Regions from separate parts of the Homo sapiens genome. Here region 1 is linked to region 2. Evidence: chromatin loops called from intact Hi-C (ENCODE). Cell type or tissue: IMR-90. All regions are shown on one strand. Links, peaks and the distances in the headings refer to the core of each region. The heading gives the core; the rest is flanking DNA. Region 1 holds the start of LOC107986745 (a long non-coding RNA gene). Region 2 overlaps LINC00972 (long intergenic non-protein coding RNA 972).

Evidence for each region. A loop is a pair of places that touch in the nucleus more often than their neighbours do. Peaks named below come from ENCODE experiments on the same cell type or tissue, not always from the same donor. Only the 100,000 strongest peaks of a DNase experiment are listed, where the experiment ranks them.
Region 1: it touches region 2 in a loop (3-fold over the local background); 3 of 110 quality-filtered maps call a loop at or near these places.

What each region holds. Positions count from the first base shown.
Region 1 is chr7:83,914,654-83,931,395 of GRCh38, reverse strand. LOC107986745 (a long non-coding RNA gene) reads left to right here and starts at 3,519. Exons shown (of 3, transcript XR_001745027.1): 1 at 3,519-3,620; 2 at 3,726-3,856; 3 at 12,819-12,961. In IMR-90, for the core only: no CTCF peak of the experiment used is centred there; a DNase peak (open chromatin) is centred at 9,165.
Region 2 is chr7:85,457,769-85,474,510 of GRCh38, reverse strand. The region is part of intron 2 of LINC00972 (long intergenic non-protein coding RNA 972); the gene reads right to left. Among named protein-coding and RNA genes, the nearest start is that of LINC00972, 45 kb to the right of the region's middle. In IMR-90, for the core only: a CTCF peak has its summit at 10,067 (motif pointing right); no DNase peak of the experiment used is centred there.

The DNA.
Region 1 (16,742 bases), core at 6,519-11,518, 1.5 Mb after region 2:
GGCTGGATTTAGGCTGCATGCTACCAGCTTGAAATGCCCTTGATTAAGGTGAACTTACCAAGGCCTGACTGTATGTGTTTTGACAAATGTATTCTCAGTGCCCAGCCCAGTGCCTGACCCAGGATCCAAGATCAAGAGCTGTTAATAAATAACCAAATAACTGATGAATCAATGAAAATAAATGGGGAAAGAGCTTATTATTACACCAAAAGCATAACTGATTTTATTTTTGAAACATATTTTGCCCAACATCACATGCTGTATCTCTGTGCACATTTCCTAATCTGTTGCTCTTTTCCCATCTGCTCTAAAAGCATCAACTTTTTAAAATGATTCACAAAGGATGCTAGACAACTCTTAATTTTCTGGTTTATAAACCAGCTAATAAAGTAGAGAAATCTGGTATTACATCGGGTAAATAAATAATTCACAGGGCCATTTGTTATAGGTGAAGATAAAAGAAATTGTGAATTATAGGGCCTAACAACTAGTAATGTGAATGAAAAAATGTCATTCCAATGAATGAAATGTATATGAACGTTACATTCATTTATTCATTTTTCCCCTCAGGATTAAGGTAATCATATTCAGGAACTAAATACTCTAACAGGACTCTGAATAAAAGAGTTGAGGCCAGAAAGCAGTTTGTCAGCAATCATGGAGAAAATTATTTTAAGTACACACCCACTAAAAGATCATGTTCAGCTGCTGACATGGTTTGGCTGTGTCCCCACCCAAATCTCATCTTTAATTGTAATCCCTATAATCCCCATATGTCAAGGGAGGGACCTGGTGGAGGGGATTGGATTATGGGGGCAGTTTTCCCCATGCTATTCTCATGATAGTGAGTGAGTTCTCACAAGATCTGATGGTTTTATAAGTATTTGTCAGTTCCTCCTTTACACACTCAGACTTTCTCCTGCCACATTGTGTAGAAGATGCCTGCTTCCCCTTTTGCCATGATTGTAAGTTTCCTGAGGCCTCCCCAGCCTTGCAGAACTGTCAGTCAATTAAAATTCCTTTGCATAAAGGCTACCCAGTCTCAGGCAGGATCTTTACAGCGGCATAAGTACGGACTAATACAGCTGCCCAGTATTTCCTTTGTTTTTGTTGAGAAAAAGAGAAATGGCTTTAAGCTTTTTAAAATAAATTACTCATGTGGCCAAGAAGCATATGAATAAAAGCTCAATATCACTGATTGTTAGAAAAATGCAAATCAAAACTACAATGAGACACCATCTCATACCAGTCACATTGGCTATTACTAAAATGTCAAAAAATAAGAGACACTGGCCAGGTTGCAGAGAAAAGGGAACACTTATACACTGTTATTGGGAGTATAAATTAGTTCAATCATTGTGAAAAGCAGTGTGGCAATTCCTCAAAGACCTAAAAACAGAACTACCATTCAATCCAGCAATCCCACTACTGGGTATATATCAGAGGATTAGAAATCATTCTAATACAGCGACACATGCGCACGTGTCCATTGCAGCACTATTCACAGTAGCAAAGACACGGAATCCACCTAAATGCCCAACAGTGATGGATTGTATAAAGAAAATGTAGTGCATATACACCATGGAATACTATGCAGCCATAAAAATAATGAGATTATGTCTTTTGTGGGAACATGGATGGAACTGGAGGCCACTATCCTTAGCAAACTAACACAGGAACAGAAAACAAATTACTGCACGTCATCACTTATAAGTGGGAGCTAAATGATGAGAACACACGGAAACAGACACTGGCACTTACTTGAGGGTGGGAGGAAAAGGTGGAGCAAAAAAACAATACTGTTGAGCACTAGACTTAGAACCTGGGTGATGAAATAATCTGTACAACAAACCCCCTTGACATGAGTTTACCTATTAGGTTGGTCCAAAAGTAATTGTCATTTTTCCATTATTTTTAATGGCAAAGACTGCAATTACTTTTGGACCAATCTAATATATAACAAACTTGCATGTGTACTCCTGAAATAAAAATAAAAGTTGAAAAACAAATAAACAAAATTATTGAAAATTTATTATAAGTAGAAGGTAGGTGGCAACTTAAACCAGCTGCTAGTAGAAAACCTAGCTCCTGCTATGATGAGTTTTAGTGAGGAGCAGTTGGTTCTAAATGATAGTTTGAAAACCTAAGAGCATTGGCCTCTCCAACTACAGGTCAAAAAAATACAAGAATAATTTGTTAAAGATCAAGGAAATAGAAAATCTTGATACATTTTCTCACACAACTACTTCTTCTTAAATTCATTCTAAAGTAAATTAAAATACATGTTGGAATTTATTGTTGTCCTTTCCTCTTATGCTCTGGCTTGGGAAGGACAACTTAAGGTTGAGAATGATGCCCTCTATAGCATGATAAGCTAGAGACTTAGTTACAAGTGAACACTTTGTGTGATCCTTTTCCTCACTTGTCACTCCACTAAATAATCTTTTTATCTCTTTTTCCACTAGAAAAGTGGGTCTCAATGTGTTTTCTGTGGACCCCTTGGGAACCCCAAGTCCATTCAGTGGATTCATAAGGTCAAAAATATATTAATAATACTAATGCATCATTTGCCTTTTCACCTTCATTCATACATAGGTGTACAGTGGAGTTTTTTAGAGGCACCCTTCTCTGTGCAATGTGACAGAAGATGACAGGAGAATCTTGCTCTTTTTTACTGCCAGATATTATAGAAAGTTGCTAAAATGTAAAATAATGCCACTCAAACTGAATTCTGACAACAACCTGAATTAGTTTGGGAATGGATTTGTCACTAGATCCTCCATGAAAGAATAGTCTTGCCCACAACTTGATGTGTTCCTTTTGCAATGCAGAACAGAGAAGCAGCCAAGCTGCATGGTGCCTAGACTTCTGGCCCAGTGAAATTGAGAGATAATAAATGGATATTGCTTGATGTGAACAACAAATTTACAAATGTTTGGTATTCTACTCTGGTGACAACAAGAAATTAATATAGGAGATAACTAATCCCATGGTTTTGATTTTTAAAGGAATGTGCATTCAACAAATATTTGCCAAAGAATACTAGTGAGACGTGTGGAAGTTAAGCATTTTCTAGTACTCTAGGTATATAAGATAACATATTTTTTCATATATAATGTGTATACAGATTAGTATTTTGTAACTACATGTTATGACACTGGAAATGGAAAGATGACACTCCTTTCCTTTGAAACGATAAAATAGGTTTTAATATTACTTATATTAAAAGCACTGTGAGTAATGTTTCTATTGACTTAATAAATAGTCTTATCAGTGACAGGGCTGGACATATTATTTAAACCCGACAAGTGTCTGATAATGGCACTCATCTCTGTAATTTCTCCAGGAATACAGTATTATTTTTGGTTTACTATTTTCCTAGGTACAGCAATTTTAGTGGCTTCCACTTGGAGTTTCTCACCTTAATAGCCCATACTTTGCAGATCAGCAAACAAATATGGTGATTCTTCCAGTTACTGAGTATGTATATTCCTAATATCCATTTCAGAACTGAAAAATTACTAGAGGATGTATCTACAGACTCACTGGACCCACTGTGAGACAGACCTATGCTAAAACTCCTTTGATCACTGGTCCTCCACAAGCCCCTAGTAAGACTGGTGAGTGGACCATAGTAATGTTTTGGGTCTTCTAAAATTAGTGTTAATCTGAGCCAGTGTCCAATAATACACCAAAAGGCTGATTATTTTCTTTTCCCAATGCAGAGTCATCCTAGTAAAAGTCTACAGGTTCCTTGGCAGAAAACCGATGAAAGAGTAACAGTATGGATTTTTGGCAGTGTATCCAGGTTTTTCTTCAAGGTGACCTGACTGCCCCTTCATTCAAAGAGTTTCAGGTCTGTAAACTGACTCAAGTCTGGGAATTGATCAAGAAGCTGTAACTATGTTTTCATAAGTGAAATTAGACTTCTATTTACTTGACCTAGGACTATTTTATCTATAAAGATCGAGTGAGAATTTAACAGAATGCTCATCTATTTCACTTACAGGGACAGGCTATTCTGATCTGCTTTGACTCTGCTGTTCTTTACAGTAAGCACAATCACTTCCTTTTGCAATTAAGTGACACCACTTGGACTCTGCCACCATGGGATCTGATTATCCCCATTGCACTTAATACTTCCAGTTCAGGGCAGCAGATTCCAGTACAATTTCTGACCTACAGAGAAGAATGACCACAGAGTTCTCCATGGATACCGGGGCTGCCCTTACAAATCTGTTCCTCAAAGTTTTAGTGTAAGTTGTGTCCTCTTGACACTCCCAGGGTGAGTGAGCTACTCATATCAGAATCCCAGCTGCCTTCTTTTTAGAAATTGGCAGGTTGATTCTAAAATTCACATGGAATTGCAAGGGACCCAGAAGAGCCAAATAATTATGAAAAGGAGATGTGAAGTTGTAAGACTCACACTTCCTAATTTCAAAGCTTACTACAAAGCTACAGTAATCAGTGTGATACTGGCCTAAGACTAGACATATAGAACAATGAAATCTGTTTTAGAGTCTAGAAATAAACAACTACACTAACGGTCAATTGATTTTCAACAACAGTGCCAAGAAAATTCAATGGGGAAAAATAGTCTTTTCAAAATATGGAATTGGGACATTGGACATCCACATGTAAAACAATTGGTTGAATGCCTTCATCATACCATACACAAAACTATCTCAACATGAATCATAGACTGAAATGTAAGCATTAAACTGTAAAACTCTTAAATAAAAATGTAGGAATAAATTTTCGAGACTTTGGATTAGGCAAAGCCTGCTTACATAAGACATTAAAAGCACAAGGGATAAAAAATAATAGAAGGTATTTTCTCAAAATTTTAAAAAATTGTACTTCAAGTGATCTTACCAAGAAAGTGGAAAGAAAACCAGAGAATGGTAGAAAATACTCACAAATTATATATCTGATATGGGACTTGTATTCAAAATTTTAAAAAAGCCCTCACATAGCACAATAACCAAAAGACAAAAACCAAATTTAAAAATGAAGAAAGGATACATTTAGACATTTCTCCAAAAAAGATAAATAAATGGCCATTAAGCACATGAAAATATGCTCGACACGATTGGCCATCAGTTATCAGGAAAACACACACACAGAAAAAAAGATGAGATACTACTTAAAACCCACTATGATGGCTATAAGCAAAAAGACATACGATAGCAAGTCTTGAGGGTATGGAGAAATGGGAACACTTGTACATTGCCTCTGAGAATGTAAAAGGGTACAGCTGCTGTGAATAACAATCTGGCAGTTATTCAAAATGTTATACATAGAGTTTCCCTATGACTCACCAATTCCCTTTCTAGGTATATACCTAAGAGAAATAAAACAGGTGTCCACACAAAAACTTTGACATGAATATTTATATTAATAGTAGCATTACTCATAATAGCCAAAAAGTGAAAACAATGCAAGTGTCCACCAACTGATGACTGAATAAATAACATGCAATATTCCATACAATGGAATATTATTCAGCAAGATAAAAGAGTAAAGCACTAAAGCATGTTATAATATAGAAGAGCCCTGAAAGCATTATGCTTAGTGAAATAAATCACTCACAAAATACCATATATTGTATGACCGCATTTATATGAAATGTCTAGAATAGGCAAATCTATAGAAACAGAAAATACAGCAGCCTAGGGCTGAGATGGTTGAGAGGAAATGGAGACTCTGTTAATGCACGTCAAGTTTCTTTTAGGAGTAATGAATTGTTCTAAAATTGATTGTGGTGATGATTGCACAACTCTGTGAATATACTAAAATCTGAGGAATTTTACAATTTAAATGAGTGAATTGTATTGTTTAAATGACTAAATTATATTTTAATTAAAAAGCGAAAGATGAAATATACACACACACACACACCCAGGAAGGGACACTATTTCATTAAAAAAAAAAATTGTACATCAAAGCACGTACAAGTGCCTGGTAGAGACTGACATATAGCTCCTGAATGATTCATTAAATGTGGCTAGAATTTGAGAATACCTTATTTCAAGGTTTTTCTTCTGAACATACACATATATGAGCATACTTTATAGCTGAACATGCGAAATGCTACAATAATGCATCATGATTGTGAAAGACATTACCATATGCATAAATAAAATTATATGTTTCAAAGAGATAAGAAACCATACAAATTTAAAAGACAAAATACATTAGCTTGGCCACAGAAATTTTAAGAAAAGTATATCCTTTTAATAATATAAACATATAATTTATATTATATAAAATATAAATTATAATATATAAATATACAATTATATATTAAATTATATCATTTATTTATTACCATTAAAAAGGATTTTATATATAGAGAGAGAGACAGAGAGCGGGAGAGAGAGAGAGAGAGAAAGAGAGAGAGACTCCCTTAGGGACCCGCCCTGCCACCCAGGCTGGATTGCCACAATAGTGCAATCATAGCTATTGCTGCCTTGAATTCCTGGCCTCAAGCAATCCTCCTAACTTAGGATCCTGAATAGTTAGGATTACAGACATATACCGACATATGCCACGGCACCCGGGTAGATTTTTCTTTTTCTTTTTATTTTATTTTATTTATTTATTTATTTATTTATTTATTTATTTATTTATTTATCTGAGACGGAGTCTCACTCTGTCGCCCAGGCTGGAGTGCAGTGGCGCCATCTCGGCTCACTGCAAGCTCCGCCTCCTGGGTTCATGTCATTCTCCTGCCTCAGCCTCCCAAGTAGCTGGGGCTACAGGCATCCGCCACCACACCCGGCTAATTTTTTGTATTTTTTTTTTTTTAGTAGAGACAGGGTTTCACCATGTTAGCCAGGATGGTCTTGATCTCCTGACCTCGTGATCCACCCGCCTTTGCCTCCCAAAGTGCTGGGATTACAGGTGTGAGCCATCGCGCCTGGCCTGGGGGGAGATTTTTATAATAACATAAATAATATTAAAACAAAACTGTAAAAATGAACTATCTAGTACTTTTAATCTTTGTAGAATTGTTTTGAATTCTAAAATTTATAACATTACACAGTATTTAATTTTCTTTAAGTCTTAATATTTTGTTATTTCACTTCATTTAGGCCATGATCATTGCAAGGAAAAAAAAACACCTTTAAAACTATCTGGTAATTATATCCCTAATGATAAATTAGAAGAAAAATATCAACATAAACATAAAAATCCAGTAGGAGGAAAAATTCTAAAGTGATATACATAAAATTGTTGACAAGTCAACTTGGTTTGCAACAGGATTAATAATACAATGTTTAAAGGAATGAAAAAAATGCAAGAACAAAGTACGTACCCACAACATTTTTGTTCTTTCTTATCGAAGTTCAGAATCGTGTACTTGCGAGAATAATTCAAGTGGAAAATTTCTCATAATTTTCTGTCTATGGAGGCTAACATTTTTCTCAACTTTTATTTTAGGTTCAAGGGGTACATGTGCAGGTTTGTTACAAGGGTAAATTGTGTGTCACAGGGGTCTGGGGTACAAATGACCCATCACTTAGGTAGTGAGCATAGTACCCAGTGGGTGATCCCTTCCCATCTTCCCCCCGTCTAGTAGTCCACAGTGCCTATTGTTTCCATCTTTATGTCCATGTGTACTCATTGTTTAGCTCCCCCTTATAAGTTAGAACATGCATTATTTGGTTTTCTGCTCCTGCATTAATTCGCTTAGGAGAGGCTAACATTTTCTATAAATAAAAAACTGTTCAAAATGAATGCTATACTTTGCCAATCATTTTCAAATTTCATAATGTATTCTTGAGATTTTTCTCAAGCTTGAGTCTTTGGTTTAAAAATTCCTTCTGGAAGACATGTTACTGAAAAACATTTCCCTGTATTATATTCCACAGAGCACAAAAAAATCATCTGTTCTATTAAATGTGCTGTTGGAAAGTGATGTATTTCATATTTTTAGTATTATTATATAACTAAGGGACATTACAGCAGTTAACATTTTTGAAAAGTTTTTGCTCCTGCAGTAAAGTGTAAAACTTTAAATATACATGTAATTCTATATATTTCAAAATAAAATTGAATAATAATTTTGTTTCGTTTTATATAAAATCAGCATTTTTTTCTTATATACCAGAAACTTATTCTATATATTGATATTTTTAATTCTCACTTTCATCCAAATTTGATTTTAAGTAATTTAACCATTTAGCATTGGGCAAACTGTGTATTTAGTGTCCCTCATAGTATCTTTCAATTAACAAAGTATCAGATAACCACAAACATGCTATTTTTGTAAGTAATCAGACTTTAATAGAAAATCCAAGAACCAGAGTGTAACATTTTCCATGTTAATCAGAATTGGATCAATTTTTTTTAATGGAATTATCATCAGTTTTAAACCACTGAAAAATTAACAGTTTCACAGTGTGGAACGTGACTAATAAAAAAGTACAGATATTGGAACAGTTAATATGAAGGAATCACATATGCGTATGTAAAAATATATTATGAGAAAAAAGTGTACTGAGACTTAACTACAACAAAGAGAGTTTGAAAAGTCATATGGAAGAAGTTTTTGATATATTATACCTTAAAACCTTTACCAAAGAAGATGGTGAAGTCTCCTTTTGGAGACATAAATGAAGCGTGGATCAAATTTTATCTTTCAAACTTAAAACGCATGTAACGTCAGGAACCCGAACAGATGACCTTTCTGTTCTGTGATTCCATTATTTAAAAGGTTGTGGAATTTCAGCTTTTCAATTGCTTTCTGGTGCTTGTCTCTTGCTAAGTCCCATAGGTATAGTTTCCTTCCAGGCACCAGCCCACTTAAAGCAAGGCAGTCATGACAGTTGCCAACTCATCAAAAGCAAGTCTAGTCCAGCATTAACCTAATTATATGCTGCAACCACTTTCTTATACATCGGGGGTAACTCTTTGGCTTCCAGCCAGCATCTCTGGGATTTGATTTTCGAGTGATGTTACCAGTTACTTTAAAATGTTTACCTCCTAAATGCTGGAGATGGAATCTCATCATCACAAAGGAGAAAATTTACAATTGGATTAAAAGCCTCTGCTCATGCTAACCAGCATGGCTCTGCCAGTAGCCAGAGCCCTGATCTCTGCTTTCTCTGGACTCATATTTTCTGAGTAATGATGCAGTATTTGGTCCATTATGATTCATTCTGAGATGATGAAGTCATTACGTGCCTTGCTTTTTCTTTCACAGAACATTGGTAAGCATATTTTTAAGGAAAATTTTATACACATCTTTGAAATTTCTGGCAAGGAAATTAGGCAGACATCTGGAAAAGAAGCAACGTTGCTTATCCCCATCCAAAATGTATTTTTACTTCATGTCTGTATTTTTTTTCAAAGACAATATACAAGTTCCTCTTAGCCATGGGCCTCTCCTGAGCAAAAGTATCTGTGTATTCTGTGGGTTACCTTCTGTATCTTAGAAAAAGAAGTCTATGTTTCTATTCCATCCCAGCATTCATGGGGCTACAATGTGGTGTAGAGCTGTCACATGTATTAAATCAACAGCATTTACTGTTGGCAGGAAAATATAATCTGCACCCAATAAGTAGAAACACAAATATAGCCTCACAAGGAAGTTAGTCAATAAGTGCATTTATTCTACATCTGTTGCTGCTGAATTTGGCTACAGTTTTTCCTTATAGTGGTTTGTATGCTGTGCCTTCTGATATGTTCTGTTTGATAGAGGCTTTAATGGGGTGGATTTCCTGAGCTGATATAAGACTCTTTTCCACACTCACTGAGTGGCTGCATTGATGGATCTTAACAGCACCTTCGAAAATGCTGGTGGAAATCTTTTCTTAGTTGAGGTTTTTTAGATATTGGCTATATAACTAAATAAGAAGTTCCATATTTCAAAGTAGTGTGTTTGGAAAGGTGCCCAGAGTAAAGAAAACATTAATAGGCACAAAAAGCTAGCATATGGATGCTATAAGAAGTATAATGGAAAATGTCCAAATAAAGTAGTGGAACCTTCCAGTAAAAGGGTGTGAGGGGCAGTAAGGAAAATATGTTCCCTCTTATGTTTCTGCCAAAATGTAAGGACAATACAACCTACAGAGTAAGTTCAGCAGATGCTGGAGACTGAGGAAAAAGAACATTAGTTGTAGCCAGCTTAGTTTAAAATGACAAAATACTATTTATATCTGAACTCAACATAATTATTGTCTATGTTATTTGACCTCAGGGTCTATTAAGCCTACCTTAAATTAATATAATTAGATAGGACTAAATCCTTCACACAAAAATAATGAAACACTAAAAGGTATCTCCCATAATGTCCAATCTAAAAAACAAAGATCTATAATATTTTCTGAACTCAAGGGATTGGTATTTGTTTTTAAGTTCATATTATGCTAGGCATATACATGAGGAATAAGGTATAATTGCTTCCTTTAAGAAGTTAAAAAGCTAGTTACAAATAGTAGCTGGCTACATTTTCTTTGTTTGCTCCAGAGCAATCATGTTAAGGCTTTTTCATTATGAAGGTCTTTTGTTCCCAAATTCTACAAAACACCTCCTACTTGGAGTCCTGAATATGCATGTTGAATTAATTACTTTATGTGGATGCCCATACCTTTAAGGTTAGGGTTGTAGATATGCTTTAAATGTGACCCCTCAAGTTCATGTGTTGGAAACTTAACTCTTGATGCAACAGTGTTGGGAGGTGGCACCTTTAAGAGGTGTGAGGTTATGAGAGTAGAGCCCTCATGAATGGATTAATGTCATTATCAGAGGAGTAGGTTAGTTATCGTGTGAGTAGGTTTGTTGTAAAAGCAAATTCAGCCCCCTCTTGCTCACTTGTGCATTTTCTCACCATGTGATGCCTTTTGCCATGTTATGGCACAGCAAGAAGGCCTTCAGCAAATGTGATCCCCTTGTTCTTGGACTTTACAGCCTCCAGAGTTTCTATTGTTTATAAATTACCCAGTCTGTGGTGTTCTGTTATGACAACACAAAACACACTTAAACAGTTGTTATGTGTTTTATAAGATTTAAAGACCTTTTTGATGGAGAGCCATAACACGGTAATACTTGAATAGATGAAAGGCAGAACTTTTCTGTTACTTACAGCTCCAAATGAGAGAAGGCTGCCAGGCAGACCCACTTTGGGAGTTGCACTTTGGATAGAGTAACAGTAAACTAAAACTATAAAAGGCAGTTTACGTATGGCAAGCAGAGTTAGCTAGGTTTCTCTGTTCCCTGTGGATCGACTAAGTTGAATAATTTTGTGAGATCTGGGACATAGGGGCTGTCTCTCATTGTCTGGTATCTGACTAAAGTGTGTGAACCTGGTAAGGAAAACGGATAGGAGTAAGGACTTATTCAGCTGCTCAAGAAGGGAACTGGCTGACTTCTAGTTGGGATCTCCAAACTAGGTCAGGATAGTGTAATTTTTAAAAAAACTTATATAATGTAATACAGATACAAATGGCAAAAAGGCATACATTTTACTCTTGAACTGATCTCTCTCCTTCACTTCCAGCACCATTTTCATACCATAGACTTGTGAATAGTTGTTCTTAGAGTGTCCTATACTCTGGAGTTGGATAATTACTACATAATTTTATCATTGAGTATCTTTCTGCATCTTTATATTATCTATATACAGGTCGTATACACAGAGCAGGATTTTACATCATTATCCCACCTGATGACCTCTGTTTTCTACCTGTCAAATTTGGCCTATTTATTAGGTTGGTGCAAAAGTAATTGCGCATTTTGCCATAAAAGTATGGCAAACATTGCAATTACTTTTGCACCAACCCAATATTAGGGATAATAGGATAATGATGTAAAATCCTGTTCTATGCATACTACATCACAATTACTTTTTCACCAACCTAATACAGTGATTATAACAACTGACACAAAGGATTCATTTCTACCATTTTTATTTTGCATTTTGAATGTGTCTTTTCTTAAGTTTCAAATTTTTTATATTTTACTTTTTTGGCATGACTGCCTTTTTTCTTTTTCATCTTTTCCCTTTGAATAAAAATATTTGGAAATTGTATCACTTATGTATATATTTAACTTTTTTCTAAAGTTATTCAGTGTCTTCATCCCCTACCAAACAATACAAGGTCCTTAGATTTTTTCAATTTTGATTTCTCCTACTATTTATCTGTTTTTCCTTATCTCTATAAATTAGACTATACTATTATTTTATATAGACAATACACATTTTAATTTACTTGTTTCTTAGTTCGTTATTCTTTCTTGTAACTGTTCTCCTTCTCTGGTCATTTCCCATTTTTAAAAAACATACCTTACAGAAATTTCTTATTGCAGATATATTGATGTAAACATTCATTCAAAAACGTCTTTACTCATCTTAGTTTCAGTTCACTCTTTTTTTTGTTTGTTTTTGAGGTGGAGTCTTGCTGTGTTGCCCAGGCTAGAGTGCAGTGGCACTATCTTGGCTCACAGCAACCTCTGCCTCCTGAGTTCAAGCGATTCTCCTGCCTCAGCCTCCTGAGTAGCTGGGGTTACAGGCACGCACCACCATGCCTAGCTAATTTTTGTATTTTTAGTAGAGACAGGGTTTCACTATATTGGTCAGGTTGGTCTTGAACTCCTGACCTCATGATCTGCCTGCTTGGTCTCCCAAAGTGCTGGGATTTCAGGCGTGAGTCAGCACACCCAGCCTTCAGCTCACTTTTTTTTATTGTTGCTTTTGTTGATCGTTTTGTTTTGTTTGCCCCTGAAGATTTCCTTAACTTTCTTATACCCCGTTAATGAATTCAAAGTATGTGAATTGTCATTGATTTAAGATCTCATTGTTTTATTTCCAGAGGGCTCTTCAAATATCCTGACCACGTGTTGCAGAGGAATGGATACTGCAGAGGGTTTTGACTTGAATGCCTGGTATAGGAAGTGGGAAATAAAGATATACAGACCTAAGAAAAGCATGTTTACACAAGAGACCGAGAGCAAATCAAGGACTAACTTGCCTTATAAGAGATGAAATGAGATGGGAATTAGGAGGAACACTGTTCTGAAAATTGTTGTAATATAATAAGATGTTTGATTCATGGTCATAGATATCAACACATCAAGACTTACTGTCAGTATCACTTGGCTGAATATCAAGTTAGTATATTACAACATTTTCAACACAAATCAAATTATATAATTTCTTTCAATGTAAGTCTACAACTAGTTGCTTTCTTAATAATAATATCTTTAACTTTTAAAACTTGTACTTAGAAAATACACATATGATTATGACTTACTAAAGAAATACCAGACTTCTAGCCCTTTAAAAATACAGAGCATGTATGTTTGTGTGTATGTTTAAACTGCCCTTTCCATCTGGCTTAGACTCTTTTCTCCAGATCTGTAACATCTGGCCATCAACTTTGACCCTGAGATGGGATCTAAAAATCACCCCGCCATCTGGCATTCTTTCTAGTTGTGTGCCTAAAATGAGATTTTATAGAGACTCATACTGTAAAAGCAATGTGGAACAGGGGATACTACTTTTTGGTTCAGTTCATTACTAAAAATGTTTATGCCACCTCATCTTTACACATCCTTTTTTGCATTAATTTTATATTAATAAAGTTATATTAATCATGTAAATAATTATTCCTTCATCTATAATTCAAATAGCTTAGAGAAAGGTGTATTGTTTTGTCTTTTTCTCAACCCCAATACCCAAAAAAACTTAGCATAGTGTTTTCTCAAGACACATTGAATAAATGAATCAATGAATTAGTAACTTGATTTCTCTTTTTTGAAAATCTCTTCTTTTTAGCTATATGTTTCTTGTCCAATGAGTCCCAAGTTTAATGTTAGCTCTTATTCGATAACAACCTGAAAAATTAAAGTCTGAAATATGCTATCAGGAACAGCAGTGTAAATGGTAATATGATGTCCTTTTCTTTTTAAGTTGAGGACCAAATGAATGTAGTTGAATTACATGCTATTTAATTCTCTTTTTACAGATTATAGTAAGTTTATGTAGCTATCATTTCTCTTTAAATTATTGTATAGAGAGCCCAGTCCTGCCAGAAGTATGTAATTTATAATAAACCAATGACATCAAGACAACGAATTAATTAGTTTTTAAATCACTCAATTCCAACACAAAACTTGATCTCTACTTCAAAACTAGAAACAACGAAAATTTAGATAGATTTGGGTTTTCATTTTTATTTTTGGGCAAAACACTTAATTCAGTAACTTCAACAATATATTCCATAATCTTGCTATTTGTCAGAATACAAGTCTTATTGGTGAAAGAAGCAAAAAGAAAAAGAAAAAGAGAGAGAGAGAGATCAAACCAACCAACCGAGAACATACAAGATTATTTAGTTAGGATTTTAAAAAGCCTCTATTTGGTTTCAAATGTTTATAACTGATGTAATTTTATTTTACCTATTTGTAGCAACACAGAGTTGTTTCAGTTAAATAACATTAGGCTTTTAAAAAGGAGAAAGAAAAATCTAATCTCTACCATGTCCACATGAATTACAATTGTTACATGTAAATGTAAGGTTTCCCATACGTTAGTTTCATAATCCTCCTCCCGAGGATGACCAGCGAAAGAATTTAAATGTCTTGATGTCTGCAAACCAGCTGCCATGCTCAAGAAGTCTTTCCTGGAAAGGCTTCAGTGAGTGGGTATTAAGATTGCCATTTGCGGAAATAAAACTGAAGGCACCAGAGAATGTTCTTTTCCAGCAATTGAGCTGCCACGTGTTCTCAAATTTACCGCTAATCTAAAAAAGACCTTCCTCTTGATTTGTATTTATGATAGAAATATTTACATAGCGCCAAGATGTGTGGCAAATCAAGGGTTGCCACAATGTGAATCTCAATGAAAAGGTTGTTCTGCCTTTATAATTTATGTGCATGTTTGAGTTATATTTTACTCATGATCACTTCTCTTATGAAATAGGCAACTATTTTTGTAAGGTTTTGTAAAGAAATTGATGTGTGCTTTCTTTCTCAACATAGTCCTATATCCTCCCTTTCTACTTTTTTTCCTCTAATAATATGGTAGGTACATTAAGATGTAGAAACTAGGATGCACATTGACCTATAATAGCAAAATTTGTATCAGAAGGCTGCCCATTAAGAAGCTTCATTTCTTTGACTACAGTAAAACATTCATCAGTAAAAGCATAGAATTTTCATTGAAATGAAATGTTAAATAGTCTATTGGTTTTTATTCTTCTTATATAAGATCATTGAAAACAAGAAAATTTAAATAAGAGTAAAAGCTATAAAAAGTAAAACCTAGAAAATAAAATTCCCTGCCTTTAAAATATCTAGTAGTACTCTAAATTGTCAATCAAAGTTCGAGTGGAGCATGAGAAGAGAAGATTTTAAAGGGCAATTATGCAGCCCTGAAAAATGACAACTTTCATATGATAAAGAAACAAGTGTTTCTGTCTGGATCTCACTTCAGAAGATAGAATTTCCCCAATGAACAAATATTCAGTACGTTAAAGTTGACAGAAGGTTATCGATGAAGCTCAGATTAAAATAGTAAATCTTCTTCTTGTTGAAAAAGCCACAAGAGTACAATTAGATATGTTTCATTAATGTGCAAACTCTAAGGAACTAACAAGCTTTAAAGACAATTGACTAGTAGTAACAGTACTAGTTATAGAAGTAATGAGAGTAGTAATAATACTACTAGTAGTACTAACAGTGATAGTTCATGACTAGTATATATAATAAATTAAATGCATTCAGCATATTGTACAAGATCATAAAAGTTATATAAGAAACCAAGTGTTCTAACTCCAAAGTCTGAACTGTTGGTCACTATGCTATACTGCCTTCGTTTGTAAGATCATTGTCAACATTTTGGTGATAAAAGTATAAATATTAACTAAGTTCTTAGAAATATTACATCTTAAAATGTTTTTAAAATTATTTCTTAATTATTTTATGTCAATATTATGTAGGGTTCAGGTATTTGAGAATGGAAAAAAGGAAGAGTAAGGAAAAAGAAGCCATCCAGGCAGACAATAGAAACAAAAATAGTAATTTCAAAACCACTTAAAAGTTGTGCTAAAGTTGTCTATCTTGAAAAGCTTCTAAACAGAGCAATAGAAGAAAAATGCAAAAAGAAAGGAAACAGACTTACATTCCATTATGCAGTAAACATGGGCAAGTGCTCTCTTTAAATTCATACAGTATTTTACCAGTCATGTTAGCGTGTTTACCTGCCTCATTCACAGCTCATTCCACAGCATCTACCACATCTAGAGCTTCTGGGTTTAAAGTGTCTTTTCTAGATGAGAGTGTAAATATTTATATCTGTTATCACATTAATCCACAGCCCTGAACATGACTGGTTACATTAGGATACACATACAACCCTCAGGTGGAGGGAGGGATGCATGGGCTGAACTGATCCAATAAGCTTATTTCTCTTAAGAATTTCAAGCACAATAATCACACAAAAATTAAAATACTTAGGTATATATTTAACCAAGGAGATAAAAGATCTCTACAGGAGAACTATAAAACACTGCTGAAAGAAATCATAGATGACACAAACACATGGAAAACCATTCCATACTCATGGATTGTAAGAAAATATATTGTTAAAATGACCACACTGCCCAAAGAAGTTTACGAATTCAACACAATCCCTATCAAATTACCAACATAATTTTTTACAGAGTTAGGAAAAAAAGAAAAAAACCTAAAGTTCATATGGAAACAAAAAGACCTTGAGTAGCCAAAGCAATCCT
Region 2 (16,742 bases), core at 7,612-12,611:
AACAAGATTGTCATTTAAATTACCTCAACTTGATTCCCCTTGGGGGATTTCTACTTAATAATTTTCTTTCTATTTTGGTACAGGCCAGCAAAACTGCTCAGACTACTAAAGGAGCATATTTGTGGGCACTGTCTGACTCGTATGAAGATGCACATGTGAGAATGTAGGTATTCAGATCGAAACCAGATAAATGTATTTTTCAATGCTGTAATTTTGAAAGATGAGCCTAACAGAAAAGCCATCTTAACATAAAAGTATATCTAATTCTTTATGACTTTGAATTTGTTGCATTTAATTTTCATTACAAATATTATGTAATTTGGCTTCTGAAATTAATATATACAAATGTTATATATTTTCTAGTTTCTTTTTAGAATGACAGTAATGCAAAACAAATGCCAAAACCTACTCTTGTCACCTGCACTAGAAAGGAAAAACATTCACCAACTAGCATGGGTCACTTACTTTCCCAGAGGAGAGGAAATAATAAAGACAAACAGCATTTTGATTTTTTTTATTTGATGTGATAGTAAATCTACTACGATTTTTGGTAACAGCTGTGAGTAGGTGTTTAAAAGAATATTTCTTTCCTGTTTCTTTTGGTGACATAAGTCACTTTGATTCTTTCTCTTTGACATCAATATGAAGGAAAATGTTAGTCTAAATGCTCCATGATGCCAGAAAATATACATTGTTTTGTGCATTTTCTAGAGAATTAATGTTAAACAAAATGTCATTATTAAAAATTTCCAATTTTATTAGGATATAGTTTTTTTGGTAATTTAAACATTTGCATTACTTAGTAATCAGCTACAGTGCTAATAGATAACATGATATATTAACCTAAACTGGTTTTCCACCTGAACATTTTATACCTGCTAGTATGTTTAAAAGATGAGTAAGTGTCCAATTAGGAAACAATTTATGCAGCTGATATAATGAAGCACTAGATTTGCGAGTTGGCTTTCTCAAATCTATTTCCTTAGGAAGCTGCACATTTTATTTTTTACATACGCCGCACTTAGAGTGCTAATGGAAATAAAGATTAAGCAATAATAATGATAATAATACTACCCTATTAAAACATTGCTATCCCAGTTGTTGTTGTGATAGTGGTGGTGATAATGGTGGTGGTGGTTTGCGCCCTCCCTCTCTCTGTATCTTTGTCCTTCTCTCTCTTATTTTCCTTCTTCTTCCTCTTTTTTGCATCTTATTTGTCCTTCTTTTAGTTACAATTTTATCAGACTTATTAAATAGAGTCACAGATAAGTTTTGAAGCATTCACTATCAGGAAATTGTTTAGAAGCACACTTCCATATTTACTATCTCATATATGCATGATACATATAATATTATGGAGAGCAATTGAGGTCATGCCTGGAATCATCTGATGATGTCCCAAGACTAATCTAACATAAGTTCCATTGTTATTCTCATTCCTTGTGATTCTATGACTATGGATTTCTACTCAGATATACTATTCCTTAAAATATTATAAACTAAGATTTTTAACTTAACAGATTTTTAACATATATGCTTCAATTATTCTATTGATTAGAATCCTAATAATGAAAAGATAACTAATGGCAAAGTAGTTAAGGGTATTATATACAATATATGTTGATAGAACATATATGTTGATAGAACATATATACAATATATGTTGCTTTTATACTTTGTGTTAAAAGCATTGTTGAAAACATAAGCAAGTTCTACCTATTCTTTGGTTTCACAATGATGACAAAATAAACCTTAAAATCTGTTAAAGAGTGGTGCAAATATTCATAGGAGACTTTAGAATTGACACTAAAATTACTTATCTATATCTGCTATCTATCTATCTATCTATCTATCTATCATCTATCATCTATGTCTGCTCTCTAACTATCTATCTATCTATCTATCATCTATCATCTATCTATCTATCTATCAGTCTCCCTCATCTCCTGTCTTCACCACATCTGATGGTTTGGGTTTTTCAAAAGTTAATGATGTTTGGGAAAAGCAGACACAGTCTGTTGTCAAGTTTTCACTTGGTCTAAATTCAAAATCTATGAGAATAGACATTCCTGGTTACACAAGATGCAGAGTCAGACAAACAAAATTACAATGACATATCCTCCAGTTTTCAATCTAATCCATGGCATTTTTCTAGGAATAAAATAAAATCTTCCGAGGCAAACTTTGTTTACAGGTAGAATAACTGCTTCGAGTAGTTTCCTCCCTATAATGTATCATTTGTCTGCATGCTTATAATAAACATTCATTTAGTAGTTTATCTGAACTGTCAGGGGATTCAATAAAATTCTGTTGAGCATAAAATAATTGAGTTTGCCATTCTCACATACTGAAAGAATGTTTTGAGTTCAGAGAGAGGGAAACAACTCACATAAGATTACTATAGTAAATTTTTTCCAATAGTGTTTATTCTGAGAAGACAGTGGAAGGTACTTGAAAAACAAATGAGTCTGACTAAACTTCTATGCCGCAGTAGCGAGCAATGTAAGTTGTTTATAGAATAGTGAAAGCATGGAGACAGATGCCTCTTTATTTTCTGAGTTAACTCACTTTCAGTGACATGAAAGGAAACTGCGGGATGGTGACTAACACAAGTGGAAAGAGTGGAAATGCTCAAGAAAACCAAAATAGAGTTGGTGTTTAAGACACTTCCTTAATTGTTGCTTCTTGACTTAACTCCCCCTCTCTTTTCCATCACACATCTTTAAACTGCCTTGGCTTTAGTTTTTGAAAAATTTGCTACAACAATGATTATTTTATATGCAGCAAACACAATTTTAAAGAGTGTGGTTTTAATTGGAAATACTAATGTAAGGGTCCATGAGAAATCAAACCAACTATGTTAATAGAATATAAAATCAAAAGTATAAATATTTTTGAAAGTCTCCTGATTCATTTTTAACCAACAGATGTCACTGTTACAGATGTTGCAGTTTTATTTATTGCCTCTTTTCTTCAAGTTTTTACTTCTTACCTCTTTTTTTACTCTAATACTTTCTCCAGCAGTGCTGCCTCATAGAACTTTATGCAATAGATGGAAAATTTTTATAAGCTTCACTCTCCAATATGGTAGCCTCTCTAGCTATGAGGTAATGAGTACTCATTTAAAATGTGACTAAGAGAAAAATTAAACAATATGAATGAAACATCCCTCTTGATGTTTGCAGCTATTGCCATTCTTTTACTCTTCCTCTTCCCTTTTCAGTTTATTTTTCTTCTTTGACTTATTTCCCTTAAACTCTACACATCTCCCTCAGACATCTCCTTTATATTCAAAGATTTATTTATTGATTATTTCTATTGAACCTCAAGTCTCCAGTACCATACATTCCGTGATTTACTCAGCAAGTATTTGTTAAGCAATTACTAGGTTTTAGCACTATACAGACCTAATATAAATGAGAAAACTAACATTGCATAAATACAGGTATGATAAATATTTCAGGAAATGCATTTTTACCTAATGGAAAATTTTGTGAGGATACCCTACAAATCCATGTAATGTAGCATGTGCATATATGGGAGTCATTTAAAATTTTTAGGTAATTAGGTTTTTCCTAAAGCTGTAATGTATAATCCCCAGTTGTGTCATAGAATTCTTTGTTCTGGGAAAAATTATATAAATGGGCAAAAACAACAGCAATAGCAATTATGAAATCACCTTAACCTGAAATCAGATACTAAGTATTATGTGTTAATGTAAATTGTTAAATTGCTTATCTGGGCTTTTGCCCTTTAGAGGCAGTGTGGGGATGGACACGGAGGGCAAGAAACAGCCATTTGCTGTTTAAAATGAGAGAACAATGTATAAAACTCAACTGTTCTTGAGGGTGTGGTGATGCTGTTGTGGTTATAGCTTGACTGCTTAATGAGGGTGTTTTGGTACAGTTTGAAAGGAGCAAGAATATTACTTGCAGAATATGAGCTGCAGAAAGTAAATATGAGACAAACACCTTCCCCTTCCCCAACTTCGTATTATTAAAAAATCCCACTCTATAGAGAACTTTTTAAAGATGCAATGACTAACTCTAAACCCTTCACCTAGCTTCATCAGTGTTTCTATCCTCCATCATTGCTCTCTCTCTCTTTCTCTCTGCATACAATTTTTAACCATTTGAAAAGTAGGTTGCAGATACAATAATTTCTCATAAATACGCTGCATACACCTCTAAAAGAAAGACATTATCCAGCATAACCACGATATCATTATCCGACATAAAATATATGTTAACAATAATTTTATAAGATTATTGAGTATACAGTCCACAATCATATGTTCCCAGTTTTCCTAGAAGTAACTTTTAGGTTTGTTCCCTGATATAGGATCCAGTGAGGTTTCATCATGGCATTTGTTATGATTATTTAGTCTATTTTAATCTACAAGAGTTCCCCCCAACACACTCCTTTTGTGTCTTACTTTTAAAGACTTTACTGTTTTTTATTTATATTTTTACATTTTGTTTTGAAGAGTCAGGCCATTTTTCTTTGAGAACATTCCACTTTCTGAATTTGCTTTATTTTATTTCATCATAATTACCTTAAGGGAAAATCTGTCATTTAGCAATGACACCACATAGATAACGCTGTGTACTCTACAGCATCACATGTAGGAGGTACATAATATCAGGCTGCCCAACTGTGTGTGTAACTGCTGGATCACTTGGATATGAGCAGTGATTATCATATCTCTTCCTTGTAACTTTTTCCTCTGTAATTAGCTGGTAATCTGTGGGTAATCATTTACAACTGATGCAAAAAAATTCTCTTCCCCAATGATCTTTAACCCAATGGTTTAAACATCTATTTATAGTAAGTGCCTAAAGGAGTTTTTACATTGGGAGCTACAAACTCATTAGTTCTCACATTTCATCTGATTTCATCATTTATTCTATGCTCTATTGGTAGTCTTCTGTAAAAGGAGACTTTTGCTTTTTATTTTTTACATTTTGTGGTTTTGGACTCACAGTTTTAGGAGATTATAATCAAATTTTTTCATTATTCTAGGAGATTCTCAACTTAACCAGAATTGAAGGGGCCCCTTTAGGTCAGTGTTGCCCCCTCCCTTTTACTTCATGAGCCTTTTAGTATTTTTTTTTTCCTTCAGGCATAATAGGTATTAATTACTTGTAATCAGCAATTGTACTTAGAAACCAATATCTGGTCATTTGGTGTCTCATTGCTACTAGGTTATTGTTATTTCTAGACCTTTATAGTGGACAGACACAGGAAATGTCTTTTGGTGTTTTTAATCAAGAATTCAAACTAATATTTCTAATAAAATTTTAACATTAACAGGATTTTTTTACCTTGTATTTTATATTGGTACCTGTTTTTCTCTCAGTAAAAATATGCACGTATGTATGATTTAGACAAGGTCTCGCTCCGCCACCCAGGCTGGTGTGCAATGGCATGATCATAGCTCACTGCAGCCTCAAATTAGTAGGCTCAAGCAATCCTCCTGCCTTAGACTCCTGAGTAACCAGGACTACAAGCTTGTGCCACCATGCCCAGCTAATTTTTAAACATTTTTTGTAGGGATGGTGTCTCGCTATGTTACTCAGGCTGACCTCAAGCAATCCTCCTTCCTTTGCCTGCCAAAGCACTGGGATTACTGGCATGTTTTCTTTTCATAAAATTAATGTATTAATTTATTGGCTTTATTCTACAGTGCCCATAAAATAACATCATAAATAGGGATACTGCCACTAATAGTAATAATTATAGACTCAGTTATTAGATAACTTCAGATTTTTTATCTTATTTAGACTTTTAACTATATTAAAAATTTTACTCAAGGAAATCTTCCTTTCACTATATCCAGCTCCACCCTTTCCCTCCTATCCATTATATATAATCATTTTTATTGCCTTTTGGTTTATCTTTCCCCTAGTTCTTTTTGGGGGAAAATCTGTCTTCTTTTTGCACAAATAATAACCTATTAAAGTATTGAATGCAATCTTTGACCTTCCTTTTTTCCATAAAATTATATTCTAGAAATTACTCCTCTATCAATTTATAGAGATTTTTCTCATTCTTTCTAATGGCTACTTCGTATTTCTTTTTGTTTTTTTATGATGCTTTATTAAAGCAGTTTTTTATAGATGAGAATTTGTTTTAAAATTTTGCTATTACGAAATAGCATCATAAAAAATACCATTTGCATATGTGTTTTGAGAGTCCCCAGCTAAACTGGGGTTCCAGTACCAGAGCACCTAGTAACCCTGCCCTAAAGGAAAAGGACTGGGGCTGGATATGGGTGTTTACAGTATGCCTTTCACAGGATATTTATTTCTTTTACTCGGAGGATGGCTTAATGTCTGGTTGTCTAACTCGTGATGTTGGGGTGGAGTTGGGGTATCTGTCACATGGGAAACTTCTTTATACTGGCAGATACCTACGTTGTCTTTGTCTGACCTGTGTCCAGATTATGACTGACCATTGCTCTGGCACTGGAAGCCTGACTATGTGCTCTTGCCTGCATTTCCAGGAAAAAACCCAGCCTGGGGAAGCCCCTGGTTTTTCAGATGGAAGACGCAAATTTAATATACTACCACAATAAGAAACAAGTTCAAAGATTTTCACTTACAGATCCTGGGCAGGGAGGCACAATGAGTCAAGAGGGCAGTCCTCTGTCCCCAGGTCACAGGAGGCAGGAATGAAGAGTCAGACAGAGAGGGAGAAGAGCACATGGCAACTAGCGGTATATGTAAGTGAATATGGTGTGGGTCACTTTACATTCCCACGCAAAGCCTGACTGTCCTTTTAAAAGAAGCGGGAGAGATGGATCTAAGTTTTTTGGCTAGGTTGAGTCATGTAAGTGTGGTGTAGAACTGGAAATTGTGTCAAAAATGACTAAGCCCCGCTTCTGGTATCAGAAAGTTTAACTTGTATTCAAAATGAATGCCGAGGCAACACAAAATTATAACAATTCATCATAATATGTTGTTTTGTATTCTGGAAGGCCTATTGTCAGGGTGGATTTCTAAAAGTGAGATTATAGATCAAAGGGAATTTTCCTTGATAGAGATTGACCATTTTGCAAGACATGAGAGTTACTGCTTTCCAAAAGCCACAGCTACAGAATAAACCGTAAAACTTTTGAAATTTTCCGGTTTCCCAGTAATAGTAATCTCTGCATTTTTATAAAGAATAATATGGTGCATATTTTTGTATATTTTATGTACATTTATTTTTTCTGTGTAAGTTCTATCCATTCTTTTACCCATTTTTATATATACTTTTAATCTCTTATTTCTTCAGATTAACAGATTTTTATATATTAGAGAGATTAGCTAAAGGGTACTTTTGTGAGACACTATATAAGGTTTGTTTTTCTGTTTCTGCCTCAAATGATGTAGAAGTTACTGTTATCAGAACACGCCTGTGCTCTATTACAGGGCAACTAATCATCTTTTCAGGTCCAATAAAAATCCATGTCCTGGCTGCATCCTTCCCTGAGCACTTCTTCCCTCCTTTTTCACTAGAAGTGAAGAATGATTTATTCCCTCCATCAATCAAGGATGAAAGAAGAAGTGAGACAGGTTCTTGTGGACATCAGGAAATACAGTTTCTCTATGAGCTGTGGGTTTAGAGAGAAAGGGTTTGGAGGAAATGATTGTCACCTAATATAGAAGACATTGGTGGAGACTCATGAACACTATTCTCCTTGCTTTCCATGTAGTTGTGGGTTAATGGTCCTTGCACCTCCTGCACAGCTGGAGTATACTGCTGTCTGGCATTTAAGACCAACCTCTTTACACGTAGCAAAGTCCCTCTCTAAACCTCTCTGAACCACAGCAATGGAAAGGAAGTGACAGATTGAAAAACTGTGTGGAAGTTACAATTTTAGGCTATGATGATTGATTCCTTTGGACCAGGATCTGTTAAAATTCAAGAAAACATTTTTCAACCATGGTACTCATCAGAATCCCTCAGAGAGCTTCTTCAAAATTAACTTTCCAAGGCCCCACCCTACCCCTAGTGACTCAGAAGTTCTGTGACTACATCCAAGGCTATTGATGGAGATGAGGATGAGGTGTAAAATGGTACCTGGAAGTGTTCTGATAATGAGCATGTTTTTATAGATATATCGGTCATTCAAGTATATTCATTTTTTATAGTATTTTTAAAATGTGTCATTGCCTATTTTAAAGGATTTTTTATACATTCTGATGGTAACCTATTACCAGCTATCTGTATGACAGATAACTTTCTCACATTATAGCCTTGACTTTTTTTAATGTATTTAATTTGTCTTTTAATTTAGTTTCTAAAATGTTTAATATAGTTAAATATATCAATCTCAACTTTTGTGTTTTTGTACATTTTTGTACTTCTTTAAAGTGCATTTCCCTGGCCTAAAGCCATAATCTATCGTTTTCAAATTAAAAAAAACTTTCAATTTTTACATTTCAGTCTTAAATCCACCTAGAACTGATTATTTGCTTAATAGTATGAAATAGAAATCTAATTGTGTTATTTTCCACACATATAAGCAGTTTCCCAATGAATTTGTTAGCAGTCAACTAGACTACTCTTCCAAAAAGTTCTTCTTGTGAAGAAAAAAAAAAAGACTCAATACAATAGATACAGATACAGATGAGGAGGAGATTGTAGCTTTCAGTATACATTTGCAAAACATGTTCTAGAATCAAGGTCTTCTTCATGGATATACATGACCTGTGCAGTTGGAAAGAGTACTATATACCTAGAGGGGCCCTGAGAATAGTTCAATGTTTTGCTATTGGCATAATGAAATTCTTAGTAATTTTTCAACATGAAGCCCCACTTTTTATTTTGCACTGGGACCTTACAAATTATTTATGTAGCTAATTCTGTCAAGGAGACATTGTCTGGCAACAGTTGTCATTAGTTTGCTCTTACCACTTTCTGGCTTCTATTGATTGAGTTTTTACAGAATTAAGGACATATATCTGCTCTTCTTTTTAAGAAAAGATTCTACTTTTTGCTTTTGTTTTCTAAAATTAAAAATTTCAGCTGGCCCTCCAGATAAAAAGGATCAAATACAATTCATATGTTGGCTTTAGTGAAAAACGGCAGATTACTATGTGATTTATATTGCTATAAATAAGTGATAAAAATTATCAAATCAAAATTAGACTCTAGTAATAAATTGTATAACCATTAGAAAATGAATCAATCAATAAATATTGATAAATAAAGGATGAGATAGAGAAGGCAAGTGGTGACTATTAAACGTGAAGTAAGATTATTGGCACTTAACTATTTTCTCAGCCTACATTGACTGATTTTTTTTTCCTCCCTGTTGAAATCCACCAATTAGCAATATAGTGAATCTGATAACCTTCAAAACTGCAAAAGCTCTCTAGCAGAGACCTATGACCTGAACTTTGCTTTTCTATCTACATCTAGCTGAGATCAATAAACACTGAGTAACTGGGAATTGAGGTTAGTGAGGAAAAAGGAAGGGAAGTGATTTGATTCCCAAGAGAAGAATATAGGTTCTCAGCACAGTGAGATTCTCTGAACAGTATAAATGCATCCCCATCTTACAGCTGAAAGTCTGGAAAGTCATGATAGGAATGCGCCTACCCCACTTTAATTGCATGTGCCTGCAAGGATGGATACTTTTGGGTTTGAAAATAACATACTTCATTTCTCATAAAGATGGACATAGGTAAGCAGGGGGAAAATAGATTGAAAGGGGGAAAATAGATTGAAAGGTTTGGGGTGAGAAACATAAGAGAGAGTGGAAGCTGGGAAAGTTTGTAACCATAAGAGTGCCTGCATTTGAGCAGATACCAGAGGCAGAAAAGCAAGAGCTTCCCTCCAGTGAGTTCTGAGTGATTCTGGGAAGTAGAGCAGACTGGGATTCAGCTCATATATGAGAGATTACCTGATATAATTCTAAACAAGGACATATATTCTCAAACTTTAATTTATTTACTTGATATCATTGTCCAATGCTTAGCTAGAAAAGTGACAGAAAGATTCAAGGGACATAAATTAGTTAATTAAATCTTCATTATTTTTTAAACCAGTAGAGGGACCCATTTCTCATCAAAATAATTTTTTATTTCTCCATCTTTGGAAGTCATTTTTGCTAACCATACTTGATTCCAGCCATTTTAAATTATCCCTAGTGGTGTTTGGGGCTCTACAAAAATGATGATGATAAGGGCTATGATCAAAAGGAGGAGTATCTAAGACAAAGTCTTGGGGCAGGAGCCACTGGGATAGAAAAATGAAACTAAAAAAGAAAACCGAAAAGTAGCTGGAAGCAGGGTATATGTGTGTAGGGTGGCTTAAGAAGGACAGGTGGCAAGACATTTTTTTAAAAAGATGAAATGAACTATAAGCCAATTTGAGAGTCATTATGATTATCAGGAAATCAAAGAAAAGGAGATCCAAGGATAGAAGATTCATGGGATGGCTCTGCCATGGGCCTGAGGTCTGTGGAGATAACATTTCCTCTCCTTCGAAAGGAGGTTAGAATAGAGATATCTACTTTACTAGGAGAAAAGCAGAGAAAGATGAGAAGGAATGAAATAGTTATCATAACAGGCATCTTAAGATGTAAATTATTTTATTCCTTCTAAGGTAGGACAGTATATTTCCACCTATAGGTCAAAATCCAATACTAAAATGCAAAATCAATTTAGTAGTGAGTGACCAACACTTAAAAACAAAAACAAAACAAGAAAAAACCCAACAAATAAAAAGATAATATAATAGAAGTAAATGGAAATGAAATAAAATAGAATTAAAAACTATCATCATGCACTGATGAAAATATGAAAATAAAAATTAATTTATGATAATATTTTATCAATATTATATGTATATCTATTAAAACATTTCTTATTGATAATAGGAGTAAAATATATTTTAAATATAGACTCAAGAAAGCCTCTAAGTTTTCTTCTAACTCTATGTTGTTTAGATCACTGAATTCCTGAGGACAGGGAGAGCTTATTTCAGGAGACTGGAAGAAGGGCAAAAATAGGGAAAGCAGAAGATTTCAAAAATATCCTACATACACAAGATAGAAAAATGGTGTTATAGTGACATAGAACTTTGTGTGTAGTTTTTTAAAAACTTTTCAAGCATTGTTTTTAGTTAATCCGATCAGGATATGCACTTATTTCAGAGTAACTTAAACTTTTTAGATTTATTTGTTAAGAGAAGCAGTTAGATTTTTGAATAAAGGGAAACAGAAAAAGATAAAGCAAAATTTGAAACTTTTATTTAATCCACAGCAGAGAGCAGCTACCTACTAAACTTATTAACCTAGAAAGAAGACATTCCAACTATTATATTCTTACCATCCATTAAATTGAATTTGTAAGGGAGTAATAGAAGGCTGCTGGTTAAACCAAAAATTTGTGAAAGCAGTAAAACTAAATAAGCTTTTGCTAAAATATTATATACAATTCATGAGCATTTATGTTTCACTGTACAAATGTTAATCCTAAACTCAGACACTGTCTCACCGAATGAGGTAAAACTGAAGCTTGTTAAAACCCAGACAGTGCAGCTGAACCAAGGAAATGGGGGAAAGTATAAACAAATCAAATGCTTAAACTTGAAATGAAGACGTGTCAACATAAACATAACTGTACTTCTCATTTTCCTCACATGTAATACTGGCAACACAACGGGAGCCAGTTTTGCGTCGTGTAAACTGAGCAGTGGTATTTCATTCTATTTCGGAACCTAGCAATTAGATGCTCTCTTAGAATTACTGAAGAGTGTGAACATTCATATTTTTACATTTCCATATGTATTTTTCCCATGCCAGAAAGTGCTAGTTATGTTTTCTTAAATATCTGTATCTACAATAACAGCAACAACAATAAAAAAAAGCTAGGGAATGTATCAATTATCTTTTGCTGTGCAACAGACCACCCCAAAACTTATTGGCTTAAAACAACAAGTATTTATTATTTTCACAATTCTTTAGATTGCTTAGACAGTTTTTTTTTTCTGTCTATACAGGCTCAGCCAAGGCTAAATGGTCTAGAATCATCTCAATCATATCTGACAGTTGGCAAGTTGATTAGTCTGTAAAGTCCTCATTTAAAAAGTTTTGTCATCCTCCAGGGATACTCAGGTGTCTGCACATGGAGCATCAAGATTCAATGAGCCATAAGAGAGCAAGATCTAGTGCATAAATGCTTTAAATCTCTATTAGCATCACACTTGTTAATATTCCATTGGTCAAAGCAAGTCATATGGATAAGCCACAAATCAAAGGGTGGAAGATAGATTCTACTTCTTGATGGAAGAATTGCAAGTTGGAGGAGATACAAAAAGTTACATTGCAAAAGTAAGTTTGCATAAGAGGGTAAAATTTATGGCCATTTTTGTTATTTATAAAATAAATTGCATAGATATAATTTTTGAAACAGAGGCAAAACAAAAATAGAGAACTGTAATGCTATTACAACAGCACTAAAAATATTCTTTTCTGACTTCTTTTGAATTGAAGCCAAATCTGAAGTAGGAAGTGGGACCTCACTACTAAATTAGTATCTTGATCTAACTAGATTTTTAATTTCTACTATTATACCACTAACATTTTGATATTTGACAATGGTATTTATGAAAGGATAACATTTTCTAGGTCATGACATCATTTAGAATATAACAAAAACATAGCGGTTTCATTTTCCCTTTTACTGTGACTTTTCTTTGGCAAGACACTGCCTTTTCTTACTGAAATAGGGATGGAGAGAGCATTAGTTCAAATCCCAAGCCTGCAGTTTCCTTCACCTATCAACTCTTCCCACGTTGGAGCTTTTTCCATTTATAACGCATCCTGACAATTCAGAGTTTGGTGATGAGTAAATTAGGTGTTTGATGGTGTTTGGGATTTGGGGAGTGGAGATAGGATGGTACAGAAGAGCTCTGTAGGCACCTCCAAAATTACATATATATGTGGGAAGTTACTTATTTTGCCTGAGGATAAGATGCACTTTGGACCATTTACAGTTTACAGTTCTTGATGTACAAAGCCATGCTCATTAGCGAACTTTATTGGTAATGATATGGCATGTGCAAATCTTGATATGTTAGAAACATTCTCATAAAAATAAACCTTTTTATTTATTAGGTTAGCTCTAATGAGCATAAAGGGAAGAAACCTGTGATAGAAAAGGAGGCCTCTGTCATACCCATATTCATTTTCAATGGAGTGTTTTGGGCTTTGCGTAAGTACAAATATAAGTGTGAGATTGGACCTCCTAATACAGTCAAATGCTCACAGTGTACAGTGTAGCAGCTAATAACAGCTCAAAATCTAGAGTCATCTCCTCTATCTGAATTCTAGTTTCGCCCCTTGTGAACTGGATCATTGTGGGCAACTAAGTGTTTAACTACTTAAAATCAACTTTCTAATCAGTAAAGTTGTAATAATAATAGTAAAATCAGCATGGTTTGGGAAAGATTAACATATGTAACATAATAGCATATTTTATTAGCTATTATTTGTATTATTATGGTTGTTAATTTTACTCTGGAAGACAATGGGAGAGTTATTCTTACCCCTCATTGACCATAAACAACAACTGAACATAAACATTATTACATGTATATCGTCCATACATGTAAACACTGAGATGAGACTCAATGCAAAATATATTTCCATATACTAAAATATCACAAATATCCCTAACATTTAAAATAATTCAGAAGACCAATTTCAGAAGACCCTTCCTAAATGGACATGTGCTTTGATTTCCAGTCCTAATGATCTGGTAGCTTTTCAGGTATTTGTTATTAAGATTGGTAAATAATACTATTCCTTCCAAGGTAAAATTAGATGAGCCAGAGTCTGGAGGGTTATCTTTCATAAGGTTTATTATAAAGTTATTTATTTTATATGTATTCTACATAGGGAAGTAGGAAAACAAGTATATATATATATATATATATATATATATATATATACACACACACATATATATATACGTATATATATGTATATATACGTATATATATGTATATATGTATATATACATATATATACGTATATGTATGTATATATGTATATATGTATATATACATACATATACGTATATGTATGTATATATGTATATATACGTATATATACGTATATGTATGTATATATGTATATATACATATATACGTATATATACGTATATATACGTATATATACGTATATATGTATATATACATATATATATGTATATATACGTATATATACGTATATATACACACAAACACACACACACACACATATATACACACCCTGGTAGTCTGGAAATAAATAAGTATGCTTAAAGTTGCCATACTTCCCATTTATTGTCTCACATAATTAACCAGGTGTTCACAGAAGCCAACTTTGAGGTTTCTAAATTCTTTCCATCCTCTCTGAACCCTTGGGATAACACTTACCTTAGCGAAAGATCAGATTCCTTCAGAGCGCATGAAGAGAACTGTTTATTATAAGCTATAAGTGCCAAATGATTTATTGGAAAAACAGCAAAGGTTATTGCACCCTACTCTACATGAATGCCTCAGAGTTTTGTTGTTGTTGTTGGAATTTAGCTGATTTCGTTAAAGAGAATGTAAAGTACTACTGAACATTGTAAATAAATATAAAAGTCACAATAAACAAGAGCTACCTTTTCTAAATTAGACACCTATTCTGTCTAACCAGGTAAATCAACAAATGAAAAATATTGCAGTACAGCACTTTTAGAAATACCAGAGAAAAAGCACATTAACCAAGACTTAATATCAGCCAAGTGTTAGAAGTTCAACTAGCACATTATATTGCCAATATATATGCTCAAAAAAATACATTTTGAAACATTATTCCTCCTATGCTAACAGAAGAATTTGAAAGCCATACATCGTCGATGAAAGATGAAAAACAGAAAATCTTTATATTTATAATGTTATTTTTCATAAATGTATAAGAGAAAAGTTTGATTACAGCATTTGTAACTATAGTCTTGCATTTATAATTCTTCAAATATTAACATCTTCAAAAATACTTGTTAATAATTTTGATAATGTCTCCCATAATGTCAGTGATGTAAAAAAGCATCAAGTCCTGAAAAAACCCTCAGTTAAAATAATTACTCTTTATTAAAGCTCAGGGACTTATATTTCATTCTGTCCTAGTCTGATTTCTTATAATCATGATTTGGCTTGAGTTTAAGGTACCACCATTAAGATGAAATTAGCACATTTTTACTTACAATTGTCTTGAAATTTATAGAACAATCATCTTACTTTAAAGTTTAGCTTTATTTCCAGTGGAATAGAAAAATCATATGCATTGTTCATAATATATTTGTTATGAAAGTAATTTATTTTAACACAAGAGTATTAAGTGTTGAAGTAGGGAATAAGCTTATTTTAATATTATTCTATTAAGATAAGCTCAATTTTTAAAAAATGTTTGTGTTTATGATAGAAAATTAATTTCAGAGATTTATCTTCTTAATCAGTTCCAATAACTTACTAATATCCTTCAAAAATATTACTAATATTTCAAACAGTAACTATAAATTGTTTTATAAACAGCCTTTCAAATTAGCTTCTTGTTAACTAACAATAATGATTTAGAAAACGGGCAAATATTTCTACCTTATACATAAGATAGATGACTTCAACTCTAAATCTTTTCACCTAAAATCTACTTGATTTGCCATTAAAAATAATAAAATAAACTGATTATTTTAGTAATTATTTTTACTCTTATCTATGTTAAAATATAAATAAAATGAAAATGCATAAATGCATATATATCACAACAATAATTTTCAAGATTTTCTGATATATTGTATTGTAATAGGATGATAAGTCTTCTGTATGAGTGCCTAAATGGTTGTGTTAAGATGATTGATATATTTGGTAGCATTAACGCTTAATTCTAATCTTGATTTCAGAAAGTGACAAAGAGATTTCAAAGCTGGTTTTAATTCATGATAAAGAGCAGCCCACATGCACTCTGACTAAGGGTATGGAAGGCTGCTTATGGTTAAAGAAGAGATAACGTTGATATTTACATTTTGCAATCCAACTGAGTTTATTAACATTTAAAATATTTTATTTTGGCATTTTTTTCATATTAAATGTTGAAGTTTTCTTATAATGTCAATTAGACAGCAACTAGACACCAACATATCAAATATTTTGGAGAAATATTATTAAGACAGAGGATGGAAAGGTTAATTTTATTACAAAATTGTGCAATCTCCTTTGAAGGCTTAAAAAATTGGCCCCAAGTCTTCACCCCTATTCGTGTTTACATCTTAGCAACAGCACTTTGACGTTTTTCCCATCATGAAGTGGAGTCTGTTTCCCCACTTTCCCCACCACTTAGTTCTGGATTGGTTTCATGATGTATTTGATTAGTAGACTTTGGCAGAGGTGATACGGTAGCAGGGATAAGCCTAAGCCTCAAGAAATGTGAATGCCTCTGCTCTCTCTCTCTCTTGGATTCCTACCATTCTGTGAGCCCAAGCCCAAGCTACCTTGAAGATAATAGACTATGAGAAGTGCTGAGTGCCTCAGCCAATAGCCGTCTTTCCTCAGAAACAGACCACAGATGCCTGAGGGTGCCCAGTCAGATCAGAAAATCAGGCCAGCTAAGTCCGGCATAAGTAACCCACCTATAGATTTGAATAATGTTTATTATTGTGTGTTACTGAGCATTATGGTTGTCTTATAGCATTATTTTGTTACTAGATAACACATACATTCCA